Regions from separate parts of the Homo sapiens genome. Here region 1 is linked to region 2. Evidence: chromatin loops called from intact Hi-C (ENCODE). Cell type or tissue: Calu3. All regions are shown on one strand.

Region 1 (2,500 bases), 120 kb before region 2:
GCCTGAAAGGCAGGGCGATCAGAGACACTGGAAGAAAAGCCAGCCAATGAAGAAAGGAAGGTAGTTCAGATGATTTTTTAAATTGCACACTAACTCCTCCAGAGGAAGAGAGAGTAGAGAGAGAAGCCTGGGGCTCAGGAAGAAGGAGAAGAAAGAGAAAAACCTCCCAACCAGCAGATGTATATATTTTCCCCCTGTTTATTTTTTTCTAAGTCCGGTTGCAGGAAAAAAAAGCCCAAGCTATAGTTACTAATATGTAAGACATGACCCAAATGCAGAAATCTTCCCTTCATCATAAACCAGGTAAGTATAATAATAAAAACAAAGCACTTAGAGGTTATGGGAAGAAAGTATTTCTGCTTTCAAAACTTTGATTGGAGAACTTTATTTGAAAAACAGAGCTTTTAAATTATACTTTGTTTATGACATTTGGTTTATTATACTTTCTTCCACTTATGCTAGATTGTAGCCGGTCAGAGCCAGTGTCCCCAGCAATCCTAAGTAGCTAACCATGTTCACACTGAAAGCATTACACACCATGCATACACAGACAGACACACACGTACACACATGTACATATGTACACACACATACATCCAGCCATTCTTTGAAATCCAGCTCTTATCCCTCCACATCCTTTTTGAACACTTCCTGGGTTTTCAGCCTGTGTGATAATGAGAACCGTACCATGTTACTTGGTTGTTTATGAGCTAGTTACTTCTCTGGAACTATTATAGATTCTGAGCACCTTGAAGGCAAAAATCCCTTTGTACTCCCTGTCTCGCCTTTCTGTCTACTGCCCTCTACTCATCATAACACAGGTTGAGCACCTAGTGTGTAATGTAATCGCTTTGTAATTGTACAGACAATAATAGAGACATCACCACTAAGCTTTATCTTCCTCTGGTAGTAGGCAAACTCCATGACAAGATCTTTTACTACCTCTTTATTTATTTATTTATTTAGTTTTACCACATGCATCTTTTTAAAGGCAGTCCTTTAGGATACTTCAAAGAAATCCCTGAGTACATTTTACAAAAGTTTGCTCCCTGCCCACCCTCACCCACCAATGCAACACAACTTAGCAAATGCAATTTCTCTCCAAGTATAAACACTCAGAGGGGACAAGGAGGGGATTCAGTTCTCCCTGCAGTCATCCTGCCTGGGGTGGAGATCTGGCCCTTGTGGCTTTCATGATGACCACCACCTGCAGCCTAACCATTTGGGGCACACAGGAGAGGGTGGCTCTTTCTTGGGGAGATCATTGTTCAAAAGCCCCTCTATACCGTTTGTCTCTGCCGTGTTGCCTGCCAGAAGCAATGTCTGATGCCTCCACTTGGCAGCCACAGGCTGTGAGGTCATCTTTTCACCACTCGCTGTTCCTTCAGCATTTAAGCTCTCTGGCAGTGACTCAATGTTTACAATCGCATTAACCTGTGAGGAACGCCGTGGCTGTGTCGAAGAACAAGGCCCCTGCTGGCACCAAGGTAACTGTGGACATGTTCTTGGGAAGAGGTGAGGGGAGGGGGCAGGGAGCCAGGCACAGTGTGGTGGGATACCTGTGTGTGGGGAGCTCTCTTCCGCTCTTGGCAGGACATCCAGTTCCCAAAGAAGGAGAATGACCCGTCATGCTCAGTCTAGTTTGTGCTGTTGCTTGGAGGAGAATGACCCATTGCTGTCTTGTTCACAGGCCAGAGTGAGCAAATCCCCCATGCAGCCAATACACATGCGTAAGGGAGGCACAACGACATCCATGCAAAAGGAGCCTCTCGGGTAATGTTACCCTTTAGGGGCCCAAATAAAACATACATGCTGAAAATCAATCTCACTCCTAGAGTGGGAAAAAGCAAGAGAAAGTGCTTTCTGCTATGGAGGTGAAGACACACAGGAAGCATAGGCCTGAACAACTCAAAGGAGTCCTTCAAACTCCAGAGAATAGATGGTCGTCAGCAAAATGCTCTAACAGTTTCTAAATACAGTGAGCTCACAAATTTAATTCTCAACATGACTCAAATGTGCACACACAGGAGACACACTCTTTGTTTTGTCTGTAAAAATGATGGGTTCTTTCCTGAGGGTTCACTGACTGATTGGAGTGGGGGAATAATTTAGAGCCCCACCAATTTCAAGCCTAGTTGCATCTAATCATTTATACAGCCTCTTTAATGAATGTTTAGCCGTGGGCAAATGCTGGGCTTTCAGATAGCTCTGCCTTCTTCCTCCCTTCCAGGGAGGGAGGTGGTATCGTTAGAACTGGTATCTAAGTAAATGATGCTACCTTCTGGGAGAGGGGAGGGCTATGGGTCCTCCAGCTTCTTTGGTTCCTAGACAACTCAGTGGTTGCCCACTCTGCTGCCATTTGTGCACATGCATTAGGCTGAAGTTACTCAGCCCCTGAGGACTGTTTTTAGGTCCTGACCATGATATATAGGAACCAAGGGTAGCAACCAGAAAGCTAAGCTTCAAGGCTTCCAGCGACCAGACCATCCAGTATGCCCAA
Region 2 (2,500 bases):
GATATCAACATGACAGATGGCAGGCCCTGAAATAAATAGAAGTATTTTACCCCAAAATATATTTCTTTGACATATTTTGAAATGACCCTGCAAAGTTGTTTCTTGTGGGAAAAATCCACATTCTATAGAGAATCCCCTTCCCTTTCCAGGTCTTTTTCCTGATCCAGGAGAGAATTAAGAGTCTGGCACCTTTTTAAGTCTTATAAGAAACATTTACTATTATCTCTGAAGCCTGCTACCTAGAGGTTTCATCTGCATAATAAAAACCTTGGTCTCCTCAACCCCTTATCTTAACTCAGTCACTCCCTTCTATTGATTCCAGGCCTTTTGATAAACTCAACCAATTGCCAATCAGAAAATCTTTGAATCCACCTAAGACCTGGAAGTCCCCCCACACCTTTGATTTGTCCACCTTTCCAGACACAACCCATGTCATCTTAAAAGTAGTGATCGACATCTAATGTATATTAATTAATAAATTAGATCGACATCTAATGTATTGTGTCTCCCTAAAATGTATAAAACCAAGCTGTAGCCTGACTACCTTTGGCACAGGTTCTCAAGATCTCTTACGGCTCTTTCATGGGCCATGGAAACTCATATTTGGCTCAGAATAAAACTCTTGAAATATTTTACAGAGTTTGACTCATTTTGTCAACACCATGATTTGAGCAGGCAGCTCAAAGGGTAAATCCAATGAGGAAATAAGGATAAAATAATGTGTTCTGAGCACCTATTCTTTGTCAGGCTCTTTGCCTGTGTTATCTTTTAAAATCTGCACAACACTGAGAAATAGGCAATATTCCTATTGGGGCACAGAAAACAAAACCCCAACAGTTCAGGAACACAGAGGAAACGTCTTCATATTTTACACAAGTGAAGGAGATATCACAAGCATGAATGCCCTGAAAATGTTCCCCCAGTTTTCTGTTTAGTTCTGTTACTTTCAGGGTAACAATATTATTAATCATCTCTACCACTAATTGAGTGTTAGCCACATGCACCTAGCACTGTGCTAAGCGCTTTATATGCACCATTTCATTGAATGCTTGTAATTACAATGTGAATTATTATTATTATTTATTATTAACCTTATTTTACAATGAGACAACTTATTGTCAGGCCTCTGAGCCCAAGCCAAGCCATCGCATCCCCTGTGACTTGTGCCCAGATGGCCTGAAGTAACTGAAGAATCACAAAAGAAGTGAAAGACCCTGCCCGACCTTAACTGATGACATTCCACCATTGTGATTTGTTCCTGCCCCACCTTAACTGAGTGATTAACGCTGTGAATTTCCTTCTCCTGGCTCAGAAGCTCCCCCACTGAGCAGCTTGTGCCCCCACTCCCCCGCCCCTGCCCACCAGAGAACAAACCCCCTTTGACTGTAATTTTCCATTACCTTCCCAAATCCTATAAAACGGCCCCACCCCTATCTCCCTTCATTGACTCTCTTTTCGGACTCAGCCCACCTGCACCCAGGTGAAATAAACAGCCATGTTGCTCACACAAAGCCTGTTTGGTGGTCTCTTCACACAGATGTGCATGAAATTTGGTGTGGTGACTCGGATCGGGGGACCTGCCTCAGGAAATCAATCCCCTGTCCTCCTGCTCTTTGCTCCGTGAGAAAGATCCACCTACGACCTCAGGTCCTCAGACCGACTAGCCCAAGAAACATCTCACCAATTTCAAATCTGGTAAGCGGCCTCTTTTTACTCTCTTCTCCAACTTCCCTCACTATCCCTCAACCTCTTTCTCCTTTCAATCTTGGTGCCACACTTCAATCTCTCCCTTCTGTTAATTTCAATTCCTTTCATTTTCTGGTAGAGACAAAGGAGACACGTTTTATCCGTGGACCCAAAACTCCGGAGCCGGTCACGGACTGGGAAGGCAGCCTTCCCTTAGTGTTTAATCATTGCAGGGACACCTCTCTGATTGTTCACCAACGTTTCAAAGGTGTCAGACCATGCAGGGACGCCTGCCTTAGTCCTTCACCCTTAGCGGCAAGTCCCGCTTTTCTGGGGGAAGGGCAAGTACCCCAACCCCTTCTCTCCATGTCTCTACCCCTTCTCTGATTTTCTGGGGCAGGGGCAAGAACCCCTCAACCCCTTCTCCTTCACCCTTAGCAGCAAGTCCCGCTTTTCTGGGGGAGGGGCAAGTACCCGTCAACCCCTTCTCCTTCACCCTTAGCGGTAAGTCCCACTTTTCTAAGGGGCAAGAACGCCCAATCCCTTCTTTCCACACGCCGACCTCTTATCTCTGTGCCCCAATCCCTTATTTCTGCACCCTGACCTCTTATCTCTGTGTCCCAATCCCTTATTTCCGTGCCCCAACCCTTTCTCTGCTTTTCTGGAGAGCAAGAACCCCCCACCCCTTCTCTGTGTCTCTACTCTTTTCTCTGGGCTTGCCTCCTTCACTATGGGCAACCTTCCACCTTCCATTCCTCCTTCTTCTCCCTTAGCCTGTATTCTTAAGAACTTAAAACCTCTTCAACTCTCACCT

Evidence for each region. Peaks named below come from ENCODE experiments on the same cell type or tissue, not always from the same donor. Only the 100,000 strongest peaks of a DNase experiment are listed, where the experiment ranks them.
Region 1: a loop joins it to region 2, with 2.6 times the contacts of the local background. A loop is called at or near these places in 2 of 110 quality-filtered maps.

Annotation. Positions count from the first base shown.
Region 1 is chr1:221,844,654-221,847,153 of GRCh38, forward strand. It overlaps LOC124904517 (a long non-coding RNA gene), which reads left to right and starts at 1,276. Exons shown (of 3, transcript XR_007066885.1): 1 at 1,276-1,487. In Calu3, no CTCF peak of the experiment used is centred here; a DNase peak (open chromatin) is centred at 1,438.
Region 2 is chr1:221,964,808-221,967,307 of GRCh38, forward strand. All of the region lies in intron 1 of LINC02257 (long intergenic non-protein coding RNA 2257), which reads right to left. LINC02474 (long intergenic non-protein coding RNA 2474) reads left to right here and starts at 1,603. Exons shown (of 3, transcript NR_149071.1): 1 at 1,603-1,695. RefSeq lists an enhancer at 677-1,289. In Calu3, no CTCF peak of the experiment used is centred here; DNase peaks (open chromatin) are centred at 401, 1,344, 1,954 and 2,124.